Linked DNA regions of Homo sapiens: region 2 is linked to region 1. Evidence: read pairs that join two places in POLR2A ChIA-PET (ENCODE). Cell type or tissue: endothelial cell of umbilical vein. All regions are shown on one strand. Links, peaks and the distances in the headings refer to the core of each region. The heading gives the core; the rest is flanking DNA.

Region 1 (8,346 bases), core at 200-8,199:
AGATAGCAGAGGCGAAAGGAAATCCACATATAAGTGGACCTACACAGTTTAAACCCATGTTGTTCAACAATCAACTGTATTAGCAAACCTACTGAAGTCTCAAAGGCCTAGGTCTTTCCATTGAAAGCAACAGTAACCTAATTCCAGTAAATCTGGGCAAAAAATAAAAATAAAAAGACACTGATGTGCTCAAAGAGAGAACTCCATGTAAAGATGAAGGGAGATTAGGGTAATGCAACAGAGCCAAAGAATGCCAAAAGATTGCCAAAACCCACCAGAAACTAAAGGGATGCATGGAACTAATTTCTGCCTCACCCCCTAGGAAGTAACCAACCCTACTGATACCTGATACCTCCAGAACTGTTATACAATAAATTTCTGTTGTTTAAGCCAGTTTATTCCCAACTTTTTGGCATCAGGGACCAGTTTTGTGGAAGATAATTTTTCCACAGCCAGGCATGGGAGTTGGCTTCAGGATGATTCAAGTACATTACATTTATTTTGCACTTTATTCCTATTACTATTACATTGTAATATATAATGAAATAATTATACAACTCACCGTAATGTAGAATCAGTGGGAGCCCTGAGTTTGTTTTCATGCAGCTAGTCAGTCCCATCTGTGGGTGATGGGAGACAGTGACAGATCATCAGGCATTGGATTTTCATAAGGAGGATACAACCTAGATCCCTTGTATGCACAGTTCACAATAGAGTTCATACTCCTATGACTATCTAATGCCACTGCTGATGGAACAGGAGGTGGAGCTCAGGTGGTAATGCAAGTGATGGGGAGCAGCTGTACATACAAATGAAGCTCTACTCACTCACCCGCCTCTCACCTCCTACTGTGCAGCCCAGTTCCTAACAGGCCATGAACAGGTACCAGTCTATAGCCCAGGAGTTGGGGACTCCTGGTTTAAGCTACCCAGTTTGTGTTACTTTTTTACAGAAGCCCTAGCAAATGAATTCACAGACTAAATATGTACCACTAGGTCATTTTGAATGTCATTTTTGTCATTTTCTCATCTTATTGGTCAAATCAGTACAGTTCAGAAAAAGAACTTTCTCTTTCGCATATGCAACTTCAGTCTCTTCTTTTTCATTGTCTTTCATTAGCCTGTACTTACTCTTTTCTCTATTCACATCCCAGATTTTATTCTATGTGGCAGATAAATATTATTGCACTGAGAGTCCAGACTTGTGAGTCAGTTATCAAGCATGAAGAGCTTAATTTCAAATATTGTATTTTGCAAGCTCAGAATTTCTATTATGTTATTTTAATAAATTTCAATTTTCTGTTGAAGTACTCCATCTTTTTATTGATTTTGACTATCTTTTTAATATATTAATCACAGTTATTTTTGAACTCTATTTACCAAATCACATATTTATATCATCTCTGAGTTTGCCTTTATTTACTGTCTTCTCTCTTATTAGTTGCTTTTCCTGCTTGTTTGCATATCTAATACTTGCTTACTATGTGCTTGACATTATAAATGATACACCATAGATGCTGTGGAATGTGTTATCTTCCTCTAGAGATTAAGTTTTTATCTAGCAGGCAATTAAATTATGAAAAATCACCCTCATCCTGCCACAGTTTGATTTTAGTCTTTGTTAGAGTGGGTCTATTTCACTTTTTCCCTTATTCCTAGAGTCTAACCCTTACCCCTAGCATGCTCCTTACTTCTAAGATGTGATACTATCATAGTAACATCAACAACAGGCCCAAGGTATTCATTAGCTGGACCCAAATGTCAGTGTCTCCCCAGAGTTGTGCGATTTCTGAAATCTCTGCTTATCTCTCAGCACCCCACATCCTTTCTCTGCTATATCTCCTGAAATCTCATTATGTGAATACACACCTTTATGCATCAAAGACCCAATGTGAATTTTTATGTAGATTTTGGAGCCACTTCTCTGTAACTCTCTCCTAATACCCTACCCCTCAAATCCCAGTCACCATTGTAACTCCTAAAACCAGTCTCTGTTTTCCCTGAGAGCAAGAATTTTGCTTTCTGCTAGGGCTGTATGCTCCCATACAGTGGTTTGAAAATTGCTTTTTGGGGGAAATCCAGAGTGAAGGCAGGGTGTAGGTCATGTGTTTTCCTTATCTCAGGGATATCAGCCTTGCATTAGTTGCTGCTCACTTTCTGCAAACACTCGTTTAAATTTTTTCCATATTTTATATATGTTTTGGTGGGTGGACAAGTCTAACATAAGCTACTTAATCATGGCCAAATCTTAAAGTGAGGCATAAAGTGTTTTTATTGTATTTATTTATTTATTTTTTAGAGACAGGGTCTCACTCTGTCACCCAGGCTGGAATGCAGTGGCATATCATAGCACACTGCAGCCTTAAACTCCTGGGTTCAAGTGATTCTCCTGCTTCGGCCTCCTGAATAACTGGGACTACAGGCAGGCACCACCATGCCTAGCAAATTTTTTAACTTTTTGTGGAGACGAGGTCTCCATATGTTGCCCAGGCTTGTCTCGAACTCCTGGCCTCAAGTGATCCTCCTGCCTAAGCCTCCCAAAGTGCTGGGATTATAGGCATGAGCTACCACACTAGCCCATAAAGTTCTTAAGCACAGAATTAATCCTCATGATCCATTTATTTGCTCTTTTATATCCTCGCTCCTCTCTTTCCATACCTTACTAACTGTAACATAATAAAAGCATGTTTCTAACAGATAATTTCCACAAATAACTATAATCCTGCTATTTAAAAACTCAACATACTATCATCCTAGAGAAGAAAATCTATAACATAGTGACAGTAGGAATGCCAACTAATAACAAATTGGTGTTTAGACTTCTTACCTTCTGTAAGGCTCATGAAAGAAATATGTATTCATAATTGTCCAATTTCTTAAACGCAACCTTATGGAAAGACAGAATCAGGGTAAAGACAAACACTAAGAACAACGCACAGTGGAGACATAAACAGAGTTCTTAGATTAAGATACAGGTAGGGGCTAGCAGAATTCACACTGTTTCCCAGATTCCCTATCCCGTGAAGGGACACTTTGTCCAAGTACAGCCAGACATACTTCAGTTTTGTTTGAGGAAAGAAACTCTGATTTGTCTCCTAATATTTACAGAGGGGTTGGGAATAAGGAGGAAACATCCACAATGAGTAGAAAGAGTCTTGATCTTTGCAATTGGAGTGTCATTGACATCTACTCTCAGATACCAATTGCTCAATAAGTTTGAATAGCCAGCTGTTTTCAACTAAAGACCATGATGCTCTCCTGGATGAGCCAATGAGTCTATATGATGAAGAAAACCATGTTGTCTCTTTGCAGACAGTAAGTAACTACCTATAGGTTATTATTTCAAGCTTATCATGAAGGGTTTTTTTTGTTTGTTTTTTTGTTTTTTGTTTTTTTTTCTGAGATGGAGTCTCGCTCTGTTGCCAGGCTGGAGTGCAGTGGTGTGATCTTGGCTCACTGCAATCTCTGCCTCCTGGGTTCAAGTGATTCTCCTGCCTCAGCCTCCCAAGTAGCTGGGATTACATGCACATGCCATCATACCCAGCTAATTTCTGTATTTTTAGTAAAGAGGGCATTTCACCGTGTTGGCCAGGCTGCTCTCTATCTCCTGACCTCATGATCTGCCCGCCTCGGCCTCCCAAAGTGCTAGGATTACAGGTGTGAGCCCCCACGCCTGGCTCATAAAGGGTTTTTTCTAGCAGGGCCTTTGTTTATGGTTAAAATACAAATACAGTACATCTAGGAGAGGTATCACAGATTAGTCAGTTACATTTCAGAATGATGTTTTTAAAGACTCCTTTTCTGATAACTTATTTTGATAGTTAAGAGAGAGTAGAATCAAAAGCTGTGGGTTGTGAAAGGTAAATAGGAAAAGGAGCAAAAAGAAAGAAGAAAGAAGTTTGGAGGCTTGAGGAAACAGCTTCAGATTTAGCAATTTGGGCTCCTGCTTATAAATCTTCATGTCCGTATTGATATGTTACTAACAGCATATTGGTACATTAGTATAAGTGGTATTATACATCTCACTTAAAACAGTGGTCTTCAATCTTCAGCTACACAGAATCACCTACAGAGGTTTTATAGCTCCAGATGTCCTAGGTACACCCCAAACCAATTACATTAGAGACCCTAGAGATGGGGCCCAGGCAGTAGTGGTTGTTAAATCTCCACAGGTGATTCAAATATGTAGCCAAGCTTGCGAATCACTGACATGTTCTCTTGGCTTCTGCTCTCTTTCATAACAATAAAGCATCAGCTAGACAATCCCTGAGCATTCTTTCCAGTCCAAGTTCTTCAATTCTGTGATAATGCATGAAAAATTTCCCTTTTCTTTCACTGCTCGCAAAACTGAAGCAAATCCACTGAGTTATTTTCTGCTTTGGCTTTGTGACTTAGGTAAATACAAATGTTCTCCAAAGTTTATATTGTTTCATAAGATGTTTTCCATCCCTGCTCACCTAGACATTCATCAGAGGGAAGGGGGAAACAGCTATTAGCTGTCCAAAGAAAAGCATAAGTCTAACACGAAACATATTATAAAAACAAACACTTTACAAGTGGGATGAGCCCTTTTTGTAAACACAGGAAACACCTGCTTATTGATGCTTTGCTATTGTGGAAGTTTTGTGTAAGTGTTTTCATAATTACAGATTCATATTCCATATATGTTAAGCAAAACTGTTTGCATGACTCATTTGGAAAAGACTTTGAAGTCTCTTGCTTAAGACCTAACAGTGCTCTCTTCTCTTCCTTTCTCTCTCCCCTAGAAGAGATGCCTAATGAGAAACGCCAAGATTGGCCACATGAGCTTTCACAGAGAGGCTCTGGGAAGGAGAAAGCCTGGAAGTCAGGCCCATCTGCACAGCACACTCACCTGCTGTGAGTCATTCAGTCCATGTCAGGCATTTTTTTCCCACAGCTCTTCCTACCTCACAGATGTGATATTAAAGAGCTATATAATGTGTAAGACACTCCAAGGTACTGTGAAGCAAGAAATGAAATAAATATAGGATCTTTACCTTGCCAAAAAGCAACATCTCAGAATTTGCCAAGCCACCTGCTAAGGTCAAGTCATTTGTCATCTGAAGCAAACTGCCTCTATTAAAGACAAATGGCATAATATCCACAGCCCCCTCCCCAGGAAACCTTCAATATGGTTCACTTATATTCTCCTTAAACATAGCTGCATATTCAGACCTTCTCAACCTTGAGCATATCTTTGTTCCACCAGCAAGATCCTCTGCCTTTTTTTCTGCCCTGTCTCCACTTTTCCCTCTACCCCCACTCCTCACTATGGAAATACAATACATCATTCAAGTTCCCGTTTAATTAATAGCAGCTACTTTATTGAGCACGTTCCAGGAACTTAGCTGAATGCTTTTCATGCATTTGTTTACCTAATTCTTCCAACATATCTACAAAATAAGTTTTATTAAGCCAGTTGACTCAAAGACAATCAAAACTCAAAGAGGGAAAATAACTTGCTCAAGATCACAAAACCAAGATTCAAACCCAGGCGTATCTTGCTCCAAAGCTGATTCTATTACCCACTACATTGCACTGTCACTCTTTCCATAGAAGGGTGAAAACTTTCTTGATGACTCTACCATGCAGCAATTTCTCCCCAGTTGAAATCAAGCTCCCCTCCAGTATATGTTTTTACATGTTGCGTAGTCTTGGTCACTATTTTATATTGCTATTTAATTTAAAATGAATGTTTTGTTTCTTTCCCTAAGTATATTACAAGCCTATTAAAGCCACAGAACTATTCAAAGTGCCTAACACAATGCACTTACATTCTGTAGGCACATACAAAAACTGGTCTTATTTTCAGTTGTGGTATATGCTTTTGTTACCCTTTTATCACCTAGCACATTGCTATGTACAGTAGTCTAACCAAGACAATAAATCCTTCCCATTTGTGTAGAGCACAGATGGAGGAATTAAATAACAAGACATGAGGTGAAGAAGACTAGTAAAGGTGTAATTGAAGATGAACCTATCTATCTACTTTTGGGTCATCTTGGGTTATGATTTTAATGTTGATAGCTATCAGAACTTAAGAAGCATTTCTTTTTTATAATGCACAGAATACCAAAATACTGATATTAGACAGTATTCCATATTTGCATAAATTATAATTTCTAATCAGTTATTAATATTTACTAGTGTCTGTGCAGAATGTTTATCAATATGTCATAGCACAAAAGTAGAAACAAGCACAAAATAAATTAACACAGTATTTTACATTTTAAGAATAATCAGCCAGGTGCGGTGGCTCATGCCTATAATCCTAACATTTTGGGAGGCCGAGGCAGGCAAATCACTTGAGGTCAGGAGTTCAAGATCAGCCTGGCCAACATGAGAAACCTCTGTCTCTATTAAAAATACGAAAATTAGCTGGACATGGTGGCACACACCTGTAATCCCAGCTACTCAGGAGGCTGAGGCAGGAGAATCACTTGAACCCAGGAGGCAGAGGTTGCAGTGAGCCGAGATTGTGCCAATGCACTCCAGCCTGGGCAATAAAGCAAGACTCCATCTCAAAAAATACAATTTTTTAAAAAAAAAAGAATAATGAACACAAGATCTTTCTATGCAAAGCGATTTGGTAAATTAAGAAAAATATTTAGAAAAGTCAGAAAGAAAAACACTCTAGCCAGGCAAACTTAGAAAACTAAGGGAAAACTTTTAGAGCTTGATTAAGTAGATAATTACTTAAGATGAAAGAGTAAATTATATAAAAGAGAACTTATTGGTGAATAAAAATAAATCTGATTCTAAGAGATAAGAATAACTGGCATGCAGGAGATACTGACTCACAAAGCTTCCTGTACCAACCAGAGTATCATTTTTTCAAATAGGAGAGGAGTGAATGTTATGCACTGTGGCTTAATAGTGTGCATGAAATTACTCTGATGCTCATTTTTCTGATTCCAAGACTCTTGACTAAGAATGTTCAAGCTCTTATTTGAGACCATAAAATAGAATATGAAAATAAATAACTTGAAATAGAGAGGCAGGCATCTCAGCGAGTAGCCCATATGCACTCACCCCTAAACCAGTCCCGAGTACCTCCTCAGTAACACACCCTCTTCAGCGTGCTAGAAATATGAAGCCAGTACATGACACAGGAAGACTGGAATATGATATTTATCTTACTCTTGTCTACTGTTTAATGTGTAAGAGTGTAAAGGGTATTCTTCCCTTATTTATGAGTTTGTTTCCCTTTGTGTAGAATGTAGTATAAGTCCATCATATATAATATATAAGTGTGATGTATACATATATGCATTTTCATGCTGTTAAACATTATTTCTAAACATGATTAATGATGGCTGCCTTGTCTACTGTTTTAGTGTGTGAGAGTGTAAAGAGTATTCTTCCCTTATTTATGAATTTGTTTCCCTTTGTGTAGAATGAGGTAATATCTACTTACTTTCCTTCAAAGTTCTCAGGAATGACTCATGAAAAAGGTTCTTCAATTTAGCCAGTACACTAAAATGTTTTCAATAACAAATAATTTCCTTTATGCCTGTAGAACATTTCATCTGCATATAACTACAATTTGGACTCTCAGTACACATTTTCTATTTCTTGCTAATGCCCATGAGACTTTCAGGAGTTAGAACTATAGGTTCTACCATTTCCTGGCCTTTCTGTATCTATAGATTTTCTAGTCATGTGATCTTACAGTCACCTTAGTTTAGTGAAGGTAGCTCCAGACATGGCGTCAAATGACCCATGTTCAAATTTCAGCTATGCTTTTCATTGTTAGCCTTGTGACCTGGACTAAACCAAGCATCTCCCCGAGTCTCAGCATCTTTTCTATAAAGAGGAGAAACAATACCTGCCTGCACTTACCCATAGGATTGTAATGAGACTCAAGATGAAAACTATGCAAAAATGCTGCATAAATCACATCTCTGTAGCAGGAATTTTCTTGCTATTTTTAGTTGCTTGCAACCCTTTTTTCCCTATTAGCGAGCAATAGCTACTATCAAAATTTTCATTGGTTTTCTTCTGGTCTTTAGTTTCTACAGTACGTATATATGTGTTTATGTATGTATAGATGTACTTTGTAAAATATAGTATTTTATTGTAATACAATTATGTATTATAATAGTTTTATCCTACTTTTACAAAATGTATTTTATAATACACATGCAATTTTATATATTTTATAATGTATTATGGTAAAATTATGTATTATACGTGCATATATAATGACATATGTGTATATATATGTCCCTAGATTAATAAAAGTTCTTCCAAATAACAGCTTTGTATAAGTCCATCATATATAATATATAATAAAGTGTGATATATACATACATGCATTTTCATG
Region 2 (8,346 bases), core at 61-8,060, 99 kb before region 1:
GTGCAGTGGTGTGATCTCGGCTCACTGCAAGCTCCACCTCCCAGGTTCATGCCATTCTCCTGTCTCAGCCTCCCAAGTAGCTGGGACTACAGGTGCCCGCCACCACGCCCGGCTAATTTTTGTATTTTTAGTGGAGATGGGCTTTCACCATGTTGGCCAGGCTGGTCTCAAACTCCTGACCTCATGATCTGCCCACCTCGGCCTCCCAAAGTGCTGGGATTACAGGCGTGAACCACTGCACCCGGCCTGTGTTGGATCATTTTGCTTCAACATGGATGAGAGTTCTTCAGCAAGGATCTCCAGAAGAGTGGCTGGTGGCAAACTAATTAAACTTAGGGTGACCATTTTGAAACAAGTCCCTCCTAAGATTTACTTACCATAAATACCTAAAAATGGAGTTTCACTATATTCTGCTTTCTTCTATTTTTAAAGGGATCCTAAGCCCCAAATGCAACATTGCAGGTCCAGTAGATTCCAACAATGGGACATTGTTGTTATTATAGGTCAGAACATCTCCACAGAACAAACTCTGTCACTTATGGCTGACAAACTCGCAAAAAATTGTTAGATTTGGTGATAATAATTAAACTAAATTAAATATTTTTTGGATGCTCATTTAACAAGATCTCAAAAAGATCACACCAAAATGGTCCCTGATCAGACGTACTTAGTTTAACGACAGCTACTCTCCCCTCTAAACTTCAGATTTCCAACAGTTCACAAAAGCAGCTTTGAACACTTTCCTTGTTAAATATGGGAACATACTGCTCTTAAGCCCTGAAATGAGAAAACTTCCCTCCAACGTAATTGCTCCAAGTGAAATACCACATAATATTAATCTCCTTGGAAAGCACCGAGAACTTTTCAAGTGGCTCATTACCTCTGCAGATAGTCAATGTACTTCCTAATGTTTTCAAAGCTTACAGGAAACAAGAAATGAAAGTGGAGAGTCAGGTCTTCTAAAAAAAATCGTAATAAACTGTTTCTGCTGGCCTCAGAAGTATAATAATAGTTAATATTCATCTAGTGATCACTAGATGCCAGACACCGTTCTAAGTGTTCACAAATGGTAATTTGTTTAATCCTCACTAACAATATTATTTCCCATTATGCAATGTAGAAAGCTGAGGCACAGACAGAGTAAGTCATGTGCCTGGTGTCACATAGCTAGAAACGCCAAAGCCAGGATCCAAACCTCCATATTCTAAAATGCTACATCAGTCTTCCTTTTAAAATAGTTCTGGCTTCCTGAGAATGACTCATGTGGGTTTTTACAACAATTTTTACTCTGATGTATTGCATCTTTTATGTGGGAAGTGGGCAGGCCAGTTCAGAGGAGCTAACTGGGGCTCTCCCTCCAGGAAAGAAAAGATGGTTCAGAGAAGTTACTTCTAAGAGAGTCTTGGAACTGTGTCAGCCACAGTCTTTCACACTGTGTGCAGTGCGTGCTAGGGGTCCTGAGTCCATTTTTATTATATGTACTAGAATGACTTTGACCTTTGACTGCCTGGTTAAAGGTATGAATGTGTTGAAGACATCTCATGATAAAGGGATGTTAAAACTTAAAGAAGGGCCCCAAGCACATAGTCTTAAAAGAAATTGTGCACTGCCTATTGCCTTTGGTTGTGAAATGGACTCTTAGTTAAAGGACCTGTGGCATGCACATGGTTATAAAATAAGACATATTTTATTATCTTCCTTATGCAGGTATAGCACTGGACACTTTATATGAATTACCTTCTTTACTTATTATGATAACCCTATAAGATTACTATGATTGCCCCCACTTTCCAGATGACAACTACAGTGCTAATCAATAACTGAGAGAGGAATTTAGCTTAAATATGTTTTTCTCTGAAGCTTGTACTCTTTAATGTTAATCTAATTTTCCACAAAAACAGGCTAAGTTTTTTTTATTAGTGTAGGAATTTCTCAATTATTGTTGTTTTGGTTTCTGCGTTGGGCAGAGATTCCAGGCAGCACTGTCAAAGACAGAACTGGACTCTGAAGCAGGTTGTCAGGAGCCAGAAAACAGGTAAGGATTGATGTCAAGACAAGGTAGGTGTGAGAAGGGGATTGAAGGGAGAGGAGACTGCAGGCAGACAGTATTAAAGAAGCATAGTCCTGGAAACTGAGGCAATCTGGACTTCAATGAGGCTGGACTTTATAGCCATGTTGCTACAGATGCCTATAGCTTTCTTCTTATGCTCACCTTGGACTCAGTCTTCAAGTTACAGTTAATGTTCTCTCTTGCCACAGCTGGATGCTATTCCTAACGAGATGCGTTAAGAACATGATTAGTTCAATAACCAGAGAATTCCAGTACCCCACAATAGCATGCTTGGCTGACAGTTATGAGAAGTTTAAGTAGTGTTTTTGAAAGGTTGATCCTCTTGTCTTTTCTTTTCTTTTCCATTTTTTTTTTTTTTTTTTTTTTAGACAGAGTCTCTGTCTGTCACCCCAGGCTGGAGTGCAGTGGTGTGATCTCGGCTCAGCGCAACCTCCCCATCCTGGGTTCAAGCAATTCTCCTGCCTCAGCCTCCCAAGTAGCTGGGATTACAGAAGCATGCCACCATGTCCGGCTAATTTATTTTGTATTTTTAGTAGAGATGAGGTTTCATCATGTTGGCCAGGCTGGTCTCGAATTCCTGACCTCGGATGATCCACCTGCCTCGGCCTCCCATAGTGCTGGGATTATAGGCATGAGCCACCACACCACTTTCATTTTTACCAAAATTTGTGAACAATAACAGAAAACTGTTATTGCCCATTTGAAAACTTTTACGAACAGCCATTTTAATTCAAGATGGCAAACCAAAGCACACATTTTACCATTTAAATTATAACTTTATGACTTTTCATGCTAGATACTCTCTTACTTATTCATAAATAGTTGATGCTAAAGTGACTAATAAAGTTATTCATAACTGATTTATAAGAAATACTAGTGTGGGTAGTTTAAAGACCAGGAAAACAAATAAATATAAATATTGACATCAATCAACTTAAGAAGAGAAAGAGAGATTTCATTTAGTCAAATATTCTAATTGTGTTTGAAATCTTAAAATATATTTTCAAGAATATTTTATGCATTCAACCTTGTTGTTAGGAAAAAAACAGAAACATAGCTGGATTAGAAATCCAAGAACTATCTTTGAGTCATAGTAAGCGGAACAAAAGACAGAACCATGTGCCCCTAGGGATCTATAGACTTTTATACATTTTTTGTTGTTCTTTTGATTTGTTTTTCTGTTTTCTTTTCTTTTTTCTTTCTTCTTTATTTATTTATTTTTGAAACTGGGTCTTGCTCTGTCACCCAGGCCGAAGTACAACTTCGGCCTGGGTGACAGAGCAAGACTCTCAGTGGCACAATCACGGCTCACTGCAGCCTCAACCTCCCAGGCTCAAGCCATCCTTCCACTTCAGCCTCCCAATTAGCTGGGACTACAGGTGCATGCTACCATGCCCTGCTAATTTTTGTATCTTTTGTAGAGATGGGGTTTTATCAAGTTTCCCAGGCTGGTCTCAAACTTCTGAGCTCAAGCAACCCGCCTTACTCGGCCTGCCGAAGTGCTGGGATTCTGTTCCTGTGTTAGTTTGCTGAGAATTATGGTTTCCAGCTTCATCCATGTCCTTGCAAAGGACATGAACTCATCCTTTTTTATGGCCACATAGTATTCCATGGTGTATGTGCAATATTTTCTTTATCATTGAGGGGCATTTGGGTTGGTTCCAAGTCTTTGCTATTGTGAACAGCGCTGCTATAAACATGTGTGCATGTGTCTTTACAGTAGAATGATTTATAATCCTTTGAGTGTATACTCGCTAATGGGATTGCTGGGTCAAATGGTATTTCTGGTTCTAGATCCTTGAGAAATCGCCACACTGTCTTTCACAATGGTTGAACAAATTTACACTCCCACCAACAGTGTAAAAGCATTCCTATTTCTCCACATCCTCTCCAGCATCTGTTGTTTCCTAACTTTTTAATGATTGCCATTCTAACTGGTATGAGATGGTATCTCATTGTGGTTTTGATTTGCATTTCTCTAATGACCAATGATGATGAGCTTTTTTCCATATTTTTTGGCCACATAAATGTCTTCTTTTGAGAGGTGTCTGTTCATATCCTTCTCCCACTTTTTGGAGGTTTTTTTTTCTTGTAAATTTAAATTCTTTGTAGATTCCGGATATTAGCCCTTTGTCAGATGGGTAGATTGCAAAAATATTCTCCCATTCTGTAGGTTGCCTGTTCACTCTGATGATAGTTTCTTTGGCTACGCAGAAGCTCTTTAGTTTAATTCGATCTGATTTGTCAATTTTGGCTTTTGTTGCCATTGCTTTTCGTGTTTTAGTCATGAAGTCTTTGCCCATGACTATTTAAATAAACTTATCAAGCTAAAAAAAATCTTTCTAAAAATTATTTCGAATACTATCTCTTCAAAAAAAGCATTTATACAGAAATCATACTCCTTTTCAGTTTTACTTCCTTTTCAGTTGTATGCACTAGCATTCTAGAAAATATAAAAGACAGAGATAGAAGAGGAAAATCATCTTATCATTTTACATATATAGCTACCTATACAAGTAGAGTTACACCATTTTTCAAGAGATATGAGAAAGTAAAGAAACTTGGCTGAACTGTTAAAACTTATGTAATTACCATGGGAATTTTTGCTAGAGAAAGAGTTTGAAATATTGTTCCTATATAATCTGATAATATTTTGGACAAGAGTTTAATTTATGAAATTATGGTGTAGAATCTCAAAACACAGTAATTCACAAATATATAATGTCAATTTGTTTTATTTTAGAAGCTCTCATGAACAATTATATTCTGAGAATTTTTATTATAAGACATATGCTTGAAAAAAACTGTGTGGGTGGTTCACTGTTGAGTGAAAATTCTACTGTACTTTACTGCTCTACAATCTTAGGAATGTTGGCAATTTTTAAGAGCAGATGTTCTTCTTGGCATCTACTGTAATATTTAGCATAAACAAAAGTACTGGACACATTAAGATGACCAAATAATAGGCTTTCCTCTCTTTGTAGTCTATTTAAAACTTAGAGGAAGGGGGTGGGGGAACCTAACTAAAACTATTATTACATTCAAGGCTTATAAAAACAACAGAGAAAATTAAATTTGTTGTCCTTTGGGCTTAGATTTCCATTACAGTCTTTATCTCACAGTATTACCAGAAATGACAACCCTCACAATTGTTTTTCTCTGAAGTGTTTCTTGCGGTCATTCCCAGTGTGCTCACTGAACATTCAGAAAGAAACTTGGGTGATCATTTTTCGCTTGTCTGTTATTTTTTTTTAATGGAGGAAAAGGGAATACATTATTTCTGACCATATCAAAAATGAGATCCAGTGTTCATGCAACAAGCTCAAACAGTATTGTCATATAGCTCCATGTCAATAAATTAAGTTCTCTCTATTCTTAGTATTTTAAAACAAATGTTTTCGGCAAACATGGAAATGAAAGGTGCTCTATTTTTTAAAAACAAAGATATATCTTTGTTTTAGGGACAGAAGACAAGAATATGATACAAGGACTCTCATATATTTATAGTATTCCTTCAGTAACTAGCTTCTGAAGTCCTACTGTATGTCAAGCACTGTTCTAGGCGCTGGAGAAAGCTTGATGAGAAGCACAGAATCGAAGTGTTCCAAGAGTTTTCCTGGACACTCAACTATTGTTGACCTTTGTCAAGTGTCTTATTCATTGGTCTTTACAAAAAGTCATCAACAAAATACCTTATTGGTTGAGTAAGATTACTATATATGAAAGAAAATCCTTTGGTCTTCAAGTAGAAAAAAAAATCCTTTCAAAGGTTAACGTATCTGATGCAAGCTGAATAATGAAATGTGGCATGCTGGCTTGATCAAAACACTAATTGCCAACTTTGATGCTCCTCCTCTGTTGAATACCCTTTAGGAATGCCTGAGGAAGCATCAAAGAAAAGAAATGTGAGGAAATCCACTTCTTTCATCTCTCAATAAGTTAAAAAAGAAAGCATAGTTAGATATTCCATAAATGTCCTTATACAGATCAATTCACATAAGCCCAAAAATTAAGACATCAAGAAAATCTTTCTCATGTTGTGTTGGGGGTACAGGAATATCCTCACTTTTTTTTCAGCAAGCTTTAGTCTGGTAAGATAAATGTGCATTTAACGGATAGAGATTTCCTAACAGAGTCTAAATTTCTCATTTCAGATATCTAGAATTTTCTAAAGCAGGGGCCAAATATTTGAACCTCAATATGAAAATATACTGCTGGTGGGAATGTAAAGTGGTACACCCACTTTAGGAAACAGTTCCTCGTTATTTTAAAAGCTCGAATATATTTTAAAAGCTCACCTACCACATGACCTAGTCCTTCCTCTCCGAGATGTTTACCCAAGAGAAATGAAAGTACACAGGCTTATGCATGATGTTCAGAGCAACTTTACGTACAATAACCAGAAACTGGAAACAAATCAAACCTCCATCAATAGGTAATGGATAAACAAATTTCAGTATATTCATATAATGGACTAAAACTCAAGAATCAAAAGAATCTAAAGAATAGACTATTGATACACGTGCAATATGGATGCATCTCAAAATAACTGCAGAGTGAAAGATGCCAAGCAATGAGAGTACATATTATATGATTCAATTTATATAAAATTCTAAAAGCAAAACACTTATCTAGAATGAAAAAAAGCACATCAGTTGTTGCTTGAAGATGAAGATAAAGGCAAGGAGATTGGGGAGGAAGGATTATAAAAGGATATAAGGAAACATTTGAGAGTGATGGAAATGTTCATTATCTTGACTGTGATGATGGTTTCCCGGGTTCATATTATATCAAAACATTACACTGTAACACTATAAATATGCACAAAACAACTATGGGCTGAGAGGTAAAAGACAAATGGTACAGATACATTATTTTCCTCAAATGGCACATGGATCAGACTACATTTGACCACTTTCCCATGCAGACTATGGCTTATGGTACAAGCCCACTGCTTAAGCATCTCCACTAAACTACACAGATATCTGTGTTCAGATTTAATTTTTAAAAGTTATTAAATTCATAAGCAAAAATTAATTGCACAGGCTCCTAGTAACTAATTTTTGGAATATAGTTTCATATTAGGAAATAAAGCCAATGAACAAAATTTATACTGTAATAAAATTGTTCTATTTAAATGTCACCTTGGCTACATTAAAAGGCTGAATTTTCCAGGGGTTTTAAATAGTGGCAATGCTGACTCATAATGTAGGAGTTAAAACCAACATGATAACTATACAGAGTGACCCAAGGGAGTCATCATCATCAAGATGATCATAATAATTAAGTGAGGCAGACTTAAGTAAACTTCAGAAAATGAGTATATTTGTTTTATTAAAAGTCTGATGTCCCAGTACAACAGATTTTAGGTTTTTCTGTACAAGGTCAGGGTTTGCATATCCTGTGAATAGAAACACTGAAAATTGATGATGTAGCTTTATGTAAAACACAACAGAGACCATTGTAATTGTGTTTGTTTTCTTGAAGAAACACCTAGCTTGTGGCTGGGTAAGGATGGAGGTCAGCCTGTACTCCTGGACCCCTAGTGCCTGGCACAGTGCCTGACAGTGCATAGATGGGACTCAATAAATGAAAACAGTGGTCTCCTTCAGAGCTGTCATTTAAAGTGCACCATACTGGGCTTTTAAACCAATCTACCTTAAGGCAGCTTCAAGAAATGCTAAATTATGCATAATAAAAGCAACCAGTAGATTCATAATATTTGAAAACCAGTAGTTTTGAAGAAAGTATTAAGCATAAATAATATAGTAATAAGAGCACTATAGTGATAATAATGTTTATAGTAATAAAAGTAATATAAACACTATATGAGGCACTATGCTAAGCAGTTTAATTGTTATTTCTTTTACTTCTCACAATAATGATGTGAGATAGATGTTATTGTTATGATCACTATAGACCATACTAACCTATTACCTATGTACTTGTGCAGAGAGAGAACCACATCTTTCTTGTGCTCCACTATGTACCCAGCACCAAGCATGGTTTCTAACATAACAGATATCTGTGAGTACATTATACTGTTGGCTACTGAACCTAAGTACCTGACTCAGTATTCCATGCCTTGTAAATAGCAAAGTCAGGACTCAAACTCGGGGCATTGAGACTTCAAGTTCCATTTGTTTGTAGTTCATTATTTATGCCAGTAAAAAACTAGACACAATGATCTTATATTTGTGAAAACCCGAAGACGTCACCAAAAAACTGTTGGAACTAATAAACAAATTCAGTAAAGTTGCAGTATACTAAATCGA

The links. ChIA-PET counts read pairs that join two places held together with the same protein. Peaks named below come from ENCODE experiments on the same cell type or tissue, not always from the same donor. Only the 100,000 strongest peaks of a DNase experiment are listed, where the experiment ranks them.
Region 2: POLR2A ChIA-PET joins it to region 1 with 5 read pairs; 3 of 35 experiments call an interaction of 5 or more read pairs at or near these places.

Annotation. Positions count from the first base shown.
Region 1 is chr1:99,539,766-99,548,111 of GRCh38, forward strand. No RefSeq gene overlaps it. Among named protein-coding and RNA genes, the nearest start is that of LINC01708, 56 kb to the left of the region's middle. In endothelial cell of umbilical vein, for the core only: no CTCF peak of the experiment used is centred there; DNase peaks (open chromatin) are centred at 4,646, 6,896 and 7,306; H3K27ac peaks cover 2,588 bases.
Region 2 is chr1:99,440,615-99,448,960 of GRCh38, forward strand. No RefSeq gene overlaps it. Among named protein-coding and RNA genes, the nearest start is that of LINC01708, 43 kb to the right of the region's middle. In endothelial cell of umbilical vein, for the core only: no CTCF peak of the experiment used is centred there; DNase peaks (open chromatin) are centred at 1,217 and 5,037; H3K27ac peaks cover 1,021 bases.